Linked DNA regions of Mus musculus: region 2 is linked to region 1. Evidence: chromatin loops called from intact Hi-C (ENCODE). Cell type or tissue: heart. All regions are shown on one strand. Links, peaks and the distances in the headings refer to the core of each region. The heading gives the core; the rest is flanking DNA. Region 1 overlaps Gm33054 (predicted gene, 33054). Region 2 overlaps Tmem108 (transmembrane protein 108).

Region 1 (8,340 bases), core at 272-8,271:
CGGAGAGGTGGTCCTGGCTGGACAACGAGAGGGGGAGTGGCCAGGAGTCCTGTGGGGCGGAGCCAGGCTTTGGGGGCGTGACCAGACACGCGGGGGCGTGCTCTTCTGAATGAGACCAGTAGAGGAGCTGGACAAGGGAGGGTTGAGAGAAATGAGACTCGGGAGGAGAGGAATGGGTATCACGGAGCTGGCGGCCCTGAGAACTTGCTTTGCAGGAGCAGGCGGCAGGACTGAGCTGGGCAAGCTGGGCGGTACCAGGAGATCCGGACATCCAGAAGGGAAGGTTCCAGACTAGGCCCAAACCTACAAGCTCTGCTCCCTCTGCGTGAACTTTGTCTCAGTGAGCAAGAACTAGATCACATACCCATCTGCCCCCGCTCTGCCGCAACTGTTTCTGTGGTCCTGACTAAAGGGCTCTTTTCTGGAGGCAGTTCAGTGCCTAGTGTGTCTCTCAGGAAACATGTAATAAATAATGCCAGCCAGGAAAGAACTTCGAAGCATCACCACTTGAACCCCCCCACCCCCGCGACCCTTCTCTCCCCCCACCCCCATCCTTGATAAGCTCAGGTTTTATAACGCCTGGCGATAAGGATGCCAGGGACCCTATTCTAGACGGAAGAAAATTGTTAAGTACAGGGTTTGCAGGAAGGGAACGCGTGCTACTGTTCCAAGTTGTCCTTGGTCTGCTAACTTATCTTCCTGCCCATCCCAGATTGGTACCCCAGGTTAGAGGGGACAGAAAAGTGAGCAGTGGCTTTGACTCAACACTGTTGTGAGCTGGGTGCTGGTAATCTTTATACTTGCCCTTTTCTTAGGCAGTCTCCGAATGCCAGCCACTCTCTCTGCCATCATCCTCATTACCGGGAGCCTCATTACCCAAGGGGGATATAATCTTATTCCAGTGCTTGCTTACTCCATCCCCAGCTGTAAGAAATCTGGTAGCATTTTAAGCATCAGTCCATGCAGAGCCTCCTTGGGCTGACCTAAGATAGTCTTTGGTGGCTCACTCCATCCACAGGCATCCCTAGGATTCTTGGAAAGCCAACTCTGAGATGTAGATAAGCAAGCAAGATGTCTACCAGAGAATGCTGGGTAGGTACCTGGGGCAAGGCAGGGGAATCAGTGCAAGGTTGCTCTGTGCAGCATTCCCAGCAAAGACCTCAGCCAACCCTGCAGAGACTTTTGAAGCTGGGACGGCCCTGGGGAGTTGTCCTAAGTTACCTTGGAGCTAGAACTTCAAACTTTTACTTAATCTAGCCATCTGCTCTCTTTAGCCGGTGGAGACTGATGGCTGAGAATAGTCTGCTGTCAGCACTGTCATGGCTGACATCCAATCTTTCACCCTTCATATCTATCACAAAGCAAACAGCCTTTCCTCCAAGGAACTCTGGGAATGCTGGTCCGTTTTAACTCCCACCCCACCCCCACAAATGCCCTGAACTCCTTCCCTCAAATTAGCTGGTCGTGTTTTCTCTGACCTCTTAGACACCCTTCTAGCCTTTGGACTCTCCTAAGTTGAAGGATTACATATTGATTTCTCCAGTTAGTACCATGAGATCCAAAGGGAAACATTTGCTCTATCAGAGTACCCAAAAGACTGCCCTAGGTTCTCAAAGCCTTTCTAGCTGCTGATTTCTGAGGTCTGTTCCTTCAGAGATTTGAGGACCATTCTCTAGATTTTCCTTCCTTCTCTTCTCTTCTCTTCTCTTCTCTTCTCTTCTCTTCTCTTCTCTTCTCTTCTCTCCTCTCCTCTCCTCTCCTCTCCTCTCCTCTCCTCTCCTCTCCTCTCCCCTCCCCTCCCCTCCCCTCCCCTCCCCTCCCCTCCCCTCCCCTCCCCTCCCCTCCCCTCCCCCTCCTCTCTCCTCTCCCCTCCCCCCTCCCCTCCCCTCGAAACAATCTCCTGCAGCCCAGACTGGTCTCAACCTTTCTTTGTAGCTAAGGATGACCTTAGACTTCTGGTCCTCCTGTGGGCACTACCATCCTACTTGCTGGGGTCCCAGAGTGAGTTCACAGGAGAAAGCCACTGGTCCACCTGGGCTCATCTCTCTGTTTCCTAGCTACAGATGAAATGTGAGCAGCCTTCTCATAGTCTGGCCACAAGGCCTTCCTGCTGAGAGGGGCTGTACTCTCAAATTTTGAGCCAAAATAAACCCTTCCTTCTTCCCTCCCTTCCACCCCACCCTCCCCCTCCCTTCCATCCCCTCCCTCCCCCTCCCTTTCACTCTTTCCCCCTTCCTTCCACCCCATCCATCCCTCTCCCTTCCACCCCACCCCCCTCCCTTCCACCCCATCTCTCCTCCTCCCTTTTACTCTCTCCCCCTCCCTTCCACCCCACCCCTCCCTTCCACTCCTCTCCCTCCCCCTCCCTTCCACCCTATCTCTCCCCCTCCCTTTCACTCTCTCCTCCTCCCTTCCACCCCTCCCTCCCCCTCCCTTTCACTCTCTCCTCCTCCCTTCCACTCCATCCCTCCTCCTCCTTTTCACTTCCTCCCTCTCTCCCCCTCCCTTCCTCCCTTCCTCCCATTCTCCCCTCCTTAAGTTACTTTTTTTTGTCAGGCATTTGTCACAATAATGAGAAAAGTAATACAGCATTTTACCAGCCAGGAGGGATTTCCTTTTGGTTATTATTGTTGCTATACCACCTGGGCATAAAGGTGGTGCAAAGGAAAGACCTGTTATGAACTCTGTTCTTACAGAGCTCATGGACTAGATTAATTGTCACGGTCACTCTTAAATACCGTCAAATGGCCTTGTAGATGCTCCAAGCACACATCCAGGGTTGCTGAGACCCTGGACCTCTCTGCATCTACAGAGACGAATGGCAAAGACACTGTCTTTCTCATCAGATAACTGCATACAGTGAGCCTGCATGTTCACCTGAGATAAGCACTGATCAAGGTCAAAGTGGGGAGTCCAAGTGAGTAAGAGCCAAGGTGACATGTGCTGGTGCTAGCCGGGACCCAGCGTGACAGGGTAGTAGCTTCATGCCATGTTTATTAATCCTAAAGCGTGGCAGAAATAGATTTCATAATCTATTCTCTTTATGCTTAATAGAGCCTACCTACCTTAGTCTGCATTTTGAAAGTGTAACATTGAACATAGAGACACAGCAAGAAAGGGTGAAATCTCTGCAGGTGACCAGTGGCCGATTAGAGAATGATGGTTTGGGGACAGACTAAAGGCAAAGCCCTTTGCTGCTGAGACTGGTGACCCGAGTTCAGTCCTTGATACTTACACGACAGAGGTAAAAATCAGACCCTTGAAAGTTGTTCACTGACTTACAAATACAGGCCGTAGTGTAGTTTAAAAAGCATATGAGGTGGGCTGGAGAGATGGCTCAGCGGTTAAGAACACTGACTGCTCTTCCAGAGGTCCTGAGTTCAATTCCCAGCAAACACATGGTGGCTCACAACCATCTGTAATGGGATCTGATGCCCTCTCTGGTGTGTCTGAAGACAGCAACAGTATACTCATGAAATACATGAGTACATGAAATAAATAAATTAATCTTATTGAAAAAAGCATATACGGAGGGGCTTTTTGAGATAGGGTTTCACTTTGTAGCCCAGGCTGGACTTCACTTCACTTCACTTCCTCCACCCCACACTTTCAGAGCTTGGATTACAGATATATCACCATAACTGCCTTGGCCACCATTTTTAACACTGCTCCCATTGAAAGATACAGTTTGAGTCAAGAAGAGACTACATTTGTGGGACCAAGTGCCAAAGAGGAGTGTAATGCCCTTTTTCAAAACTCATGAAGAATTTCAGGCAACAGCATTAGCGTGTTAACCACAAACAGTGTGGGGTCCAGGGGTGGGAAGCATACGGGAGTCTTCATGGTGTCACATGAAGCCATCTGCTTGTGACTGTGTGCCTTGGGTCTGAGTGAGCCCTGACACTGCCTTGACCAAGAAACTGTAGCAGAAGTGACATTGTGACAGTTTCTAAGGTGAGTCCCCGAGAGAGCGCCTGCTCCATTTAGAGTGTCCTGGAACTCTCTGGAAGCCTATGAACAGTCTCACTCTGGTGAGTTCATGTGCAGGTGGCAGCCACAGCCCAGCCCAGACTTCCAGCCACCCTTTCCCAATCCACCTGTGATAAGGTCATCTTGCCTGTTTTGAGCAGCCCATTTATTATCTGGGTACCGAGTGACTTTAGTACACCCCACAGTGAGCAGAGCCACCAGGCAAACCACGAACTCAGGGATGGAATGAAGTTGCTCTTCCTTTCAGCCACTAACTTTTGGAAAAATTCTTTCTCACTCCCAAGGAAGAAAAAAAAATGCTTCTACTTGATTTGAGTAACATGTCAAATTAACAAATAGTGATACTGATCTTCAAAACGTCTCAGAGAAAATGACACTGGCTGGTTCTCGGAGTCTGAAGTTTTAAATTACTTGGGACAGCTGGGTGTTGTGGTTTAGGACAAAAAAATGTTCCATCACTGAGGGATGAGGCTGAGGCAGGAGGATTGCCAATAGTTCTAGGCCTGCCTGAGTAGATTGTAAGACACTCTCTCTCTCTCTCTCTCTCTCTCTCTCTCTCTCTCTCTCTCTCTCTCTCACACACACACACACACACACACACACACAAAGAGGAGGGAGAGGGGAGAGGATGGAAATGGAGCCAGAGGGGAGAGGAAAAAGAAAGATAGGAAAGAAGAAAGAAATAATGAATGAATTACTTGGGTTCTTGTTAGAAATGGACATGTATTGAGTTGTGAGACTGGACCCTTCAAGTCTTCATGTTTAATTAACTTCCACCTACTTAAAAATCTCAGCACCACTGAGTTTGCATAAAAAGCATGGGCAGGAATGACCTAATTCCTTCCTGACTTTAGTAGCATGGTCCCAGACAGCACCCACTGTATCACCTTGAATCTTAGTAGGGATCTGGTCCTCAGACATCATCACAGAGCTCACAAAATCTGCAGCATGAGAACAGGGAGCCACGATGGCTGGAGTAGGTCCTATCAGGACACTGCCGGGGAATAGGACTCAGCCTTGCTGCTCATTAAAATCGCCTAGAGAACTTGGCAAAACAGAAAACTGATGTCCAGGCTTCATCTCAGACCCGTTAGATCACAACCTCCAAGGAACTGGCTCTTAAAAGCTTCATGGAGATTTAATCGGTAGTGGTAGTCAAGGTTGAAAACCAATGGTTTCATTTCTGCCGCCCGCCTTCTTATTTCCAATGTGTGTACAGTTACCTTTGGTAAGCATTTCTATGTCTGAGTATTCTTTCCTTTCGTCAGCTTGAGATAGGAATGAGTCTGATATGTTATGTCTTCAATAGCGTTGCACTTGAACATTAAAAACGGGCATGCCATTGTGAATATTTGTAGCACCTTGGAATAAGTGCCCCATAGACTGGAAATGCTACAATTGAGTCTTTGAAGAGAAAAATATTAGAAAAACTGTTTAATGACTTTAGTCTTCTTGTTTCCATCAAGTGAGGAAGTGCATAAGACTCTAATTGATTACTATAGAGGATGTTCATATATCTGTGATTTTACACTTCTACCAGCAGGTGGCAGCACAACTTAGGAAAAAAATCAACTTGGCTGGTAAATCCTGTACTTTAGAAAAGATCATCTTTCTAATGTGAAGGTGACAGTAAAGGATCCAGTCACTAATGTTGTACGTAGTTTCCATTAGAAATAATAACACGACTCTGCAATTAGTTATGAAACAGGCAAAAGCAGGGTTCCACCTGTTTCTTTATAAAGGAACCAGCTATGACCCTGAGGGCCGTATGGTCTCTGCCATACTTATTTGGCTTTGCTATTATGTCTCAAAACTGGCCCTAGCAGATACACAAGAGTGAAGCATGGTGATATTCCAGTGAAGCTTTATGGGCAGCCACAAGTGGCTGGCTGGGTTAAGCTCGTGGGGTGAGCTTGCCGGTTCCTGACATGGAGAGAGGACCACTTCTCAAGCCTGGATGGCTACCAGAGTTACTCATGGAACTGGATAAAACTTTGGGGTTTTTCAACATACATCAAGTTTACTAAATCAAAATAGTTATGAGTGGAGCTCATGCAACTGAAATGAAAACAACCCCCCCCCAAAAACCAAACCAAAACAACAACAAACTCCTTCTGACTGAAGGAACCATTAAGTCAAAAATAAGGATAACTGACTCTTTTGGGGAGCCGTTCATAAGGCCCACCTTGGCAGAATATCGTATTCTCAGTATCCACAATATAAAAGATATGAATATAAAGCCTAGTTCCGGTTATAGATACACCCGAGAAAGGGCTCATTTGGGGCTGGGACTCAGTTGGTAGAGTGCTTGCTTAGCATACTTGATCTTCTGTACCCCCAGAACTGGGTGAAGTGGCACCCACCTATAATTCACACCCTAGAGGTGAGTATAGAACTACAGGAGACCTTGTCTAAAGGCAGATGGGGAGAGGGAAAGGAAAGAGAGGAGGTGTATATATTAAACCTGTATGAGTCTTGGGAACATCTTCGCAAATTCTTGCCTGTCCTCAATGTCCTGGGGAGATGACTGAAGACAACAGTAAAGGAAAAGCCACGGGAACCACTTTAAAGCCACAGGGTAACACTGTACAACATCCCTGCCTCAAAAAGAGAAGGACAAACTGCGAGGTACCACTGTATAATACTCCCTGCCTCCCCACATCCCCGCAGATCGTCAACAAATGTATAAACCCAGCAAAAGCTTTCTGTGCTTGGATTTTTTTTTCCTTGCATGACTGGGTGGAGAAGGGCAGTTTAGGACTTCAGCGTGTACAAGAGAAAGCCAAAGCTATTGCAGTGGGAGGAAATGGGGTGAGAGCATTGTAAATACCGCACGTCTGCTCCTCATCAGAGTGAGGCTGCCCCAGGCTCTGTCACATTGGTCTGAGCAAATATCTGGACGTAAAGAGGGCCATGCTTTAAAGAAGCTGCCACTGGTGGTGTTAAGAATAGGACCGTAAATGTCTTTGCCCGTGGTCCTATCTGAAACATACTGCTCATCTGAGATATTTGTTCAATAAACAATATGGCTCTTTTTTTCTGGAACGCACACAGTCCTAGGATGCAGGACATAATGATCTCTTTCTCACTGCTGAATGTCCCTTCGCTCTTCCAGTTCAGGGCAATTCTCTCTCCTAGCCCAGCCTCTGCCTCTTGTTCTGCTACTGAAATGAATATACTCTCAGTTTCTTACCACGCTCAGTACCCACATGCCAGGAAACAGGTAAGGAGCCAGGTTTAACCAGCTACTCCTCCCTGCCCCAGGGTAAACAAGTCCTTGAGACGCTGGAAGTGTTGGCTCACATGCGACAACAGACTAATGTACACTCTAAATCCCTGTACAGGTTATGTGTGTGTGTGTGTGTTAAAATGGTTGAGCTCAACTTCAAGAGCTTCACAATAAGAGGATTGTCCTTTAGATAGGATCTATTCATGGTTATAAAAGTGGAGTAATTATTATTATGGCATTGGTAGATTTTGTTTTTAAGTGTGTTAGGTGTTGGAATGGTCAATTCAAGAATCTTTTTTCCTTCATTTTCTCTCTCAGTGTGTGAGCATGTGTGTGTAGGTTCATGTAGAGGCCAGGGGCCTCAGGTGATGGCAGGCATCTTCCTCAAATCATGTCTACCTTAATTTTCTAATTACTTAATTAAAAAGCCAGCACACAAGGTATTAGATGTCATTATAGTGTTTTTGAACAGTATCCTCAAAGACAGCAGACCCAAGCAGTGCACACCCATATTGACTTCTGCTGTATTCACAGCTGCAGGGGAAAGGACCCTGCCTAGATGTCCACCCATGGATGGATGGATAATGAGTATGTGGTACATATCTATCTTCTTTTTTCCTAATAATTTATATTTTATTCACTTTACATAACGAATCCAGCCCCCTCCCTTCTCTCCTCCAGTCCCTCCCTTATAAGTCCCTCCTACTGTGACCCCCTCCAAAGAATGGGAAGCCACCCTGGGTACCACTCTATCCTGGGACATCTAGTCTTAGCAGGACTAGGCACCTCCTCTCCTGCTGAGGTTCAACCAGGCAGTTCAGGTAGGAGAAGAAGATCCAATGGCAGACAACAGAGTCTGAGACAGCTCTTGGTTCAATACTTAGGGGACCCACATGAAGACCAAGTTGCACATCTGCTACAAATGTGTTAGGAGACCTAGGTCTGGCCTCTGCATACTCTTTTTTGGGTTGAAGGTTTCTGGGTCTTTCTGGTCTCATGATGCTATATCTACCTTCCTTTTTGAGACAGGCTTCCTCACTGAGTCGAAAGCTTGCTAATTTGGTTAGGTGGGCTAAGCCAGGATAACAAGTCCCAGAGATACCCCTGCCTCTGGGCTGGGA
Region 2 (8,340 bases), core at 270-8,269, 500 kb after region 1:
AAGATCTTCCAAATCTACAAGGGTAACTTTACGGGGTCTGCGGAGCCAGACCCCTCCGCGCTCACGCCCAGGACCCCACTCGGGGGCTACTTCTCTTCGACACAGCCCCAGACAGTGTCTCCAGCTACAGCACCCAGAAGCACCTCACGGGTGCCCCCCACAACTTCCCTGGTACCTGTAAAGGACAAGCCAGGCTTTATCAGATCCAACCAGGGGAGTGGCCCCATCCTTACCAGCCCAGGAGGGGAGCCAGCTGCCACAGCAGCCACAGGTGCCCCTGCCAGTACACAGCCTGCCCCAGTGCCTTCTCAGAGCCCTCATGGTGACGTGCAGGACAGCGCCAGCCACAGTGACTCTTGGCTTGCTGTCACACCTGACACTGACAGACCCACGTCTGCCAGCTCCGGGGTCTTCACGGCTGCCACAGGGCCCACCCAGGCTGCCTTTGATGCCACTGTCTCAGCCCCTTCCCCGGGCATCCCTCAGGGACCATCTGCAACCCCTCAGGCCCCAACCCGGCCCTCTGGGGTCTCAGAAAGCACTGTTTCTCCAGCAGAGGAAGAGGCTGAGGCCTCCCCCACGACAACCGACAGGGGCCCCAGACCTCTCTCCACAGTGCTGTCCACAGCCACGGGCAACTTCCTCAACCGCCTGGTCCCTGCTGGGACCTGGAAGCCGGGGACTGTGGCCAACATCTCCCACGTGGCTGAAGGGGACAAACCCCAGCACAGAGCCACCATCTGCTTGAGCAAGATGGATATTGCCTGGGTCATCGTGGCCATCAGTGTCCCCATCTCCTCCTGCTGTGAGTACCCAGCTCTCTCCCCTCCTCTCCTTCCATCATCTTTCCCATCCTCCACATTCTCTTGCCCTTGAGTTAGGCAGCCCCACTGACAAAGAGATAGCAAGGCAGAAATCACGGACCATCCCGGTCTCTGGTCCTGGGTATGGCTCAAATATCCGTGGATCATAAAGCCATAATTCCTAGAGCTTAAGAGATGGGGTGTGTGTGACACTTCACAGGTACCTTTAAGCCAGCCACATGCGTTATAGAAAGAAACACCAAACGAGCTAAGAGACGTGGCTTGCCTAGGATTCAGGTGGCAGGGAGACCTGCAGACCTTCCTGCTTGGAGTTTTGTTGATTAGGCACCAAGACACCATGGGTGGTGGCTGACCATGAAGAGTTACCGGCTATAGCTGGAAGAATCATCACCATCCTCTGCTGTTTCTCCGTCTTGTCTCTTTTTTCTCCTCCCTTCCACGTCTCTCCTCGTTCACCTAAGAAAGAAGGGATAAAGCTTCCGTGTGCCAGAAAGTCCCACCAGCTTTGGCTAAAGCACAGGTCTCAATGCACAGGCTAAATTAAGGCCTTGGAGTCCTGTGGGTTTTAGCTCTTCTCCATCCAGATACCACCCAGCCTGCTTTAACCTCCATAGTTATGTGAGCTCTGTGCACTGTGGACCTGATTATTACAATTCTCTATTCCATGGCAACCAGCGCCTCTCTGCAGCAGCCTGTCCTCTGAAAGAGAGGAGTCAGAGGATATGCTCAGGTCCCATCAAGACCCTGCCACCATGGCCTCTGAGAACCTTAAAACCCCCCTTTATGTCTTCTTATGTCACACTCTGTTCTCAGAGGATCTTTGCTGGACTCGGCTCCACCCTACCCCAAATGGTTACCATTAAAGGTGTCACCTGTGCTTCTCACCCCTCCACACACACACACACACACACAGCCTGTCCTCTGACCTCTGCTTCTCACCCCTCCACACACACACACACACAGCCTGTCCTCTGACCTCTGCTTCTCACCCCTCCACACACACACACATACACACAGCCTGTCCTCTGACCTCTGCTTCTCACCCCTCCACACACACACATACACACAGCCTGTCCTCTGACCTCTGCTTCTCACCCCTCCACACACACACATACACACAGCCTGTCCTCTGACCTCTGCTTCTCACCCCTCCACACACACACACACACACACACACACAGCCTGTCCTCTGACCTCTGCTTCTCACCCCTCCACACACACACACACACACACAGCCTGTCCTCTGACCTCTGCTTCTCACCCCTCCACACACACACACACACACACAGCCTGTCCTCTGACCTTTTGCGTTCTTCCCCACTCTCTTGAAGACCTCAAGTTTGCCTTCTTGTCGTTTGCACCCAGAAGTCCTGAGTAATGTCTTCCAAAACCACATTACTGTCCACTTAACAGTCCCAGAGGCACTGGAATGACTCTCAGGGAGCAATTTCCTTGCCTTATCCATGACCCTCAGCATCTTCTTCTGTATTGCCCAAGCCCGCTACATCTGTGGCCTCTGATTGGTCACCTGGTTCCCCAGGAGGACAGCATTGCACACGTGCCCACCTGTGCCAAGTGGGGGAACACTTTAGTCACACTAACAGAACCTGTGCTGACATCAGCTCTGTTCACAAACAGGCTTCATATCACCCTATGGGTTCATCTTGGTCTTAAATGAAACCCCAAGGCTTCCTTCCCATGGGGAGGCTGTGAAACCAAGCCAACAACACCCTTCCCTCTTGCCACAGGGAAGGCTTAGGCCCTCAACACAGCCAGCTTTCCACCCATCTCCTCTTTACAAGTATCCCCTCTCACAGCTTGCTGGGGAAAAACAACAACAACAAAACTTGTGTTGAGGCTAGAAGGCTACTCCTACTCCAGGACCCAGTTCAGGGAATGCATAGAGTTGGCCATGGGTCAAAAGCTGACTTTGATGCATAGAGTTATCAATTGATCATTCAGCAGACTTCACTGAGGGAATACACACACACACTTGGTGGGTGAAGCAAGCTCTAACAACTTTACACACACATTTGGTGGATGGAGCAAAGCTCCTACTACCTAAGACAAAAATTGTCTGTGTAAGAAAAGGATTACCTTATAGCCACAAGTTGCATATTCTCCAAAAACAACCACCACAATAACATAATTCTTTAAGAACAGATTCATTACACAAAAGGACATTACAGCAGGATTATTGGCTATGTATTCTTCTTGAAACTCAAACATTTCTCATCTATCTATCTCCCCACAAGTTCATTGAAACCCCAAAGCAATAACTCTTTTGTCATTGATTAGCAAAGTTTAAGCAAGCCAGTCTATAGTAGCAAGTGTTTTCCTATGCTTAGCGGATGACAATTTGTATTTGCCAAGAGACAGATCATCTGTCTTACTATTTTTAAAGTCTTGTTCGGCTAATCATCTATCCTATATTCTTATGCTCATAATAGACTTATTTACTCTTTCTCATAACCCTGTCTTTTCATGGTGCAAACAAAACCTATGGCCGCATCCCTAGATCACAAGATCCAGGAGCTCAGAGCCAGGCTAGAATGAATGTTTTCTTTGATCATTAGCTTGTCCCAAGCCTATTTTTCTCTTCCAAGTACCACTACATGCTTGTGACACAGGAAAGCTTGCTGTGTTCCTTGTCTAACTTATGCAGCCCTCACTACTCTACAAGGAGAAGGCAGGTTCTATTCTTAATTCTAACTTTATTATATCTCTCTGCCATAACTTAACCTTAAACCATCTCCTTAAACATTCTATCAACTACCGTAACTTCCTAAAACTATTTAAATCAAATCAGGAATTCTATGAAATCATTAATCCATTTAAATGATATTTTACAAAAGTTCATCTTCATATTTATGTGCAGGAAACTTACTCAGTAGAGTGGGCTGTCTCTCAAGAAGCAATGACAGCAGACTCTATAGGTAGAGAGGGTCTCCCCACACCCACTCACACCTTGCTAGATTCAGAAAGAACCGCAACATCAAGGAGCAATCCAGAGACAAACCCCCTGGGGCTGTGCCTCTCCTAGGTACATCCATCTCAGCTGTGCATAGTGGACCATAGGCTGTGATCCCTGCTTCTGAAATAGGAAGGAGATTGAAAAAACTTAGCACGTATTAGTAAGCAAATTATTAACAGTCACACGTGAGAAGTAGCTGCTTTCTAATCTCCCATGCGTGTCGCCCTCGATTATAGTTGGGACGCCCTCGATTATAGTTGGGATCCCAGGATTGTCTTATCATTCTGTTCCTACACTTGCTAAAGAAAATAAACACATAAATAGACACACAGTACCGAGGTGTCAGGAGACTCTGGTCATCACCCGCACCGTTGAGTTAGAAAACTGACGTCAGTCAAGGCAGGGCAGACACAGCCTAGAACTACTCCCCAAGGACAAGTCGAAGCTGTAAGAGGAGCCTTCAGGTGCTGGGGGGCAGGGGTAGTACACTCTCTCTAAAGATCTAATTGTGTCCACACTGGCCTTTTATAGCCCAAGGGGACAACAGAGTCCACTTCCTTTATGTTTCTACCTGGGTCCTGACTACCCCCACATCAAATCTGTGTCCTTGGTCACAGACATAGCCCCTATGGGTCATCCTTGGCCATTATACTTAAATATACAGGAAATACTTAAATCAGTATTTAGATCAGTCTGGTCTCGGGACCCTAGGTGTTGTTTGGACTGTTTCCATAGTCCTGCTCCATCTAATGACCAGACCAGCTGGGCTCTCCCAGGTCCGAAGGCTCATGTTTCAACCTTCCCTGCTGTCTGTGTACCCCAGAGCACCTCTGCAGACCTTACAGCAGACTCTCCATCCTCTGCCAGGCAGACAGACTGGTACCAAAGTGCAGGTGTAGAATTTATCACCGCTGGCGAAGGGGCTGGGAGAGAAGCCAGGTTTCAGAGAGCAGCAGAGGCTTGCCCCGTGCTATGCTTTCTCCAGCTCATGATTCCCCTGGTTCTAATGAGGGAGAGAGGAGTATATTGAACTCAAAGCCTGCACAGCAATGGAGGGTCAGCAGCTCACCTGCCTTCCACGTCACAAACCCTCCCAATAGCTGGAAGGGCATCAGTGTACAAGGGCTGAGGAGTGGTTAGTCTCCTGAGCCCTGCCAGATACTTGCTGCCAACTCTGCTTCAGAAGAGAACTAAAATTGACTGGCTCCAGGCCACTAGGAGCGAGGGCCAGGAGCCATGTGGCTGCTGCGCTGGTCTCTGCTGCCACCATCAGGATGCACAGGTCCTGCTGCCTCCTCTTAAGCCTCGGGCCTGCCAGTGGTCATTACTCACCAGTGTGTGCTCTGGGTTTTCACAGAACCATGTGGAGGCTCTGCTGAGCTCCCTTGGCCTGTCTCACACTGTGGGGTGTTTTCTCCCAGCCTCATCTGGGAGAAGATGGAGCTTTAGGGAGGGTTAGATAAGGAAACCAGAGCAGAGACAGATGTGCTGCATCACCAGTGCAAGTTCAGCCTGATAGGACAGAGGAGAGCCACTCCCTGGCCTTGATACTCGCCCCAGAGCAAGGTTTTCTCCAGGCTCTGGACCATTAATTCAATATTCCAAGGGGTGTTTTAGGACCCATAATTCTTAGCTCTGCTCATTGTCCAGTGAATGTTAACCATGAATACAAGCATAAACATGTGCCTGTATATGCAGAGTGTGTGTATGTGTGTGTGTGTGTGTAGGACTTACATGGCTTTTTAATTACCACATAAGAAAACCTGGGTTAATTGCATACACTAGCAAGATTTTGCTGAAAGGACCCAGATATAGCTGTCTCTTGTGAGACTATGCCGGGGCCTAGCAAACACAGAAGTGGATGCTCACAGTCAGCTATTGGATGGATCACAGGGCCCCCAATGGAGGAGCTAGAGAAAGTATCCAAGGAGCTAAAGGGATCTGCAACCCTATAGGTGGAACAACATTATGAACTAACCAGTACCCCGGAGCTCTTGACTCTAGCTGCATATGTATCAAAAGATGGCCTAGTCGGCCATCACTGGAAAGAGAGGCCCATTGGACTTGCAAACTTTATATGCCCCAGTACAGGGGAACGCCAGGGCCAAAAAGTGGGGGTGGGTGGGTGGGAGGGTATGGGGGACTTTTGGGATAGCATTGGAAATGTAAATGAGGAAAATACGTAATTTTAAAAAAAGAAAAAGAAATAAATGATGTGATTATTCAGGAAAAAAAAAAGAAAGAAAACCTGGGTTAGACTGGTTCTTACTATGAAGCAGAAAAAGATTGTCGCAAAAGGAAGTGTAGTTAGGTGGGTAGTCTCTTTGGAATTATGGACCAATGGGAGGAGGTGGTGGGGAGAAGGCAGGACTCTCCTTAAATTGTCACTCTGGCCATGACCCACTCAAGCTAAACTATAGCTATCTCTGGACTGTAAGGTAGTATCCCCCTGCTAGACTTCTAACCCCCACATGCTAAGGTGAGGAGCTGGGCACTAAACCCTCTTAGTTGTGGCCTTATAACCAGGACATAAGAGCTGAAAACTACCCAGTCCCTGTCTTCTGTCAGTTTAATCCTTTATGGAGTGCCCTGAAGTGCTAAAACCAGCTTGTGGAATCAAACACGCCTGCCCACAACCCAGCCCTGGCCGCCCTTGACTGTGAACTTCGCCAGCGGTCCTCCGCTTCCTCTTCTCTGGGATGAGAGAGACGTCTGCTGTGTGAGTTCAGGTCCTTCAAAGGGCAGATGCCAAGATGGAATCAGGCATGCCAGGCAGCTGTACTATAAAATACCACCCAGGGAGAGCTGGAGTGAGCGAGGCAAGCCCTACGCAGCCATGCAGGCCCTGAGACACAGAAGGAGATGGGAGATAAAGGAGGTGGAACAACGTCTGCGTGTTTCTGCTGGGTTGGTGGAAGCCTTGAGCTGTAGAGGGATCCCAAGAGACTGTGCATGCTCTGTCGGCCCTGCGGTAGTCCGTCCTGGGGCAGGTGTCAGGGATGGTGGTAAATCTGAAGGGGCAGCAGGGTTTCGGCAGCGTATCTCCACACACTTGCAATGCTTGCCCCCTAGACCTTTGAAAATCAGAGCCAGTGCATGGAGGGTCTTCAATCAGGGTTTGCCGCAGGGAAGGGGCTCAAGAGACAGCAGAGAGGAGGGGTGGCTGCCACTCATCCCGTGTGGATTCTGGCCCGGCAGTTGGCAATGCAGCAGGTATTTGGAAAGGTTGGATCTTCTGGGGGAACCTGTGGGGCTTTGATCACTTCTCAGAGCCCACGGAGTCCTGTCGAGTGAACAGAGTACGCAGGGTTCCGGCTTCATACCAGTGATCCTTCTATCTATCTATCTCTCATCTGATAAGTCACAGAAGATTCGTTACTGGGAAACCCACGAGAGCTTGCTTAACTCTCAGGGCTGTTCTAGAACTATGGACAGAGGGAGCCCCCCACTCATTCCTCATAGGGTCTCAGTGGCTGTTGCCTTTGGAAACATGGAGCGGTTGATTCTTTAACTAAATGGTTAAGTGGCTCACACCTTGTACTCACCGTGCAGCTGACAGAGGGCTTCTAAGGCCGAACTGTGTGTTCCCTCTAGTGTTCAGAGTAACGGGAGACAATCAACACCTACTTGAAGATTACCACAACCCGTGGTCCTGGTGGTGTAATTAGCTGGGGTGATCTTGATCAACTTCAGTGACCTTCAGTTACTTCTGTGGGTGGAAGAACACTCATGTCTTTCTCTCACAGTGGCTGTGCCGGTTGAAGAGGCCTGTAAACTATGTTGCGCTGAGAGCATATTAGACTCCTATCTCTTGGACGAAAGGTCAGAATAGTGAAGTTATAGTTCTAAACACAACTAGAGCATTAACCTTGAGACTGTCACAGTCACAGAGCCCAGAGTCTCTTTCTGCAAAGGCTGGGAAGTTCCCAAGAGAAGTGGATTCAAGCCACAGAGCCTCCCACACATTACATAGGATTTCTGCACCTTACACAGGCTCGGGCTTCCAGTCAGGGGCATTACGAACTCGGACATAGCAGTAGGCACGCCTTGGCAGAGTGGCCTCGGGAAGCTCATCTCTAGGGTTTCCACTCCCTACTTTGCAAACTAAGACTAACAGGTGGGAAAGGCAGTGAGGAGCAGGGCAGAATTCTGCTGCATGCAGGATTTTGTCTGGCCTGCACAGAGGCCGAGAGGTTAAGCAGCTTGCCCGGGCCTTGTGAGTAGTGTGTTGATGCCTGGGTTCCGATTCCAGCTTCTACAACCATTTCCTCATGACCGGGCAGTCTCTAAGACCATCTCTGTCTCTTTGATCTCACTTGCTTGTTTGTAACTATTCAGTGGGTCCAATCACAGATCCCCACCCCCCTCCCTCAGAGACGTGGCTTTTAAGGACATCCTTCTCCCTGACACCCTGTTTGAAGTCTGTGGCAGTGAAGTGTGTGATGTGCTGTCAGATACCTTCACAGGCCAGCAGGTGAAAAGTGACCACTTGTCCCTGACAACTCCCACATCAGCAAAGCTAAAGAACCGCCCACCCCTCCT

The links. Peaks named below come from ENCODE experiments on the same cell type or tissue, not always from the same donor. Only the 100,000 strongest peaks of a DNase experiment are listed, where the experiment ranks them.
Region 2: it touches region 1 in a loop (7-fold over the local background); 37 of 42 quality-filtered maps call a loop at or near these places.

The regions. Positions count from the first base shown.
Region 1 is chr9:103,993,910-104,002,249 of GRCm38, reverse strand. It overlaps Gm33054 (predicted gene, 33054), which reads left to right. Exons shown (of 2, transcript NR_168653.1): 2 at 216-490. Among named protein-coding and RNA genes, the nearest start is that of Gm33054, 4.3 kb to the left of the region's middle. In heart, for the core only: a CTCF peak has its summit at 5,524 (motif pointing right); no DNase peak of the experiment used is centred there; H3K4me3 peaks cover 561 bases; H3K27ac peaks cover 778 bases.
Region 2 is chr9:103,491,267-103,499,606 of GRCm38, reverse strand. It overlaps Tmem108 (transmembrane protein 108), which reads left to right. Exons shown (of 6, transcript NM_178638.4): 4 at 1-805. It overlaps Gm16252 (a long non-coding RNA gene), which reads right to left. Exons shown (of 7, transcript XR_003948081.1): 3 at 7,333-7,507; 4 at 3,712-7,081; 5 at 1,191-1,280. Among named protein-coding and RNA genes, the nearest start is that of Bfsp2, 15 kb to the right of the region's middle. In heart, for the core only: a CTCF peak has its summit at 5,061; a DNase peak (open chromatin) is centred at 5,076; H3K27ac peaks cover 3,352 bases.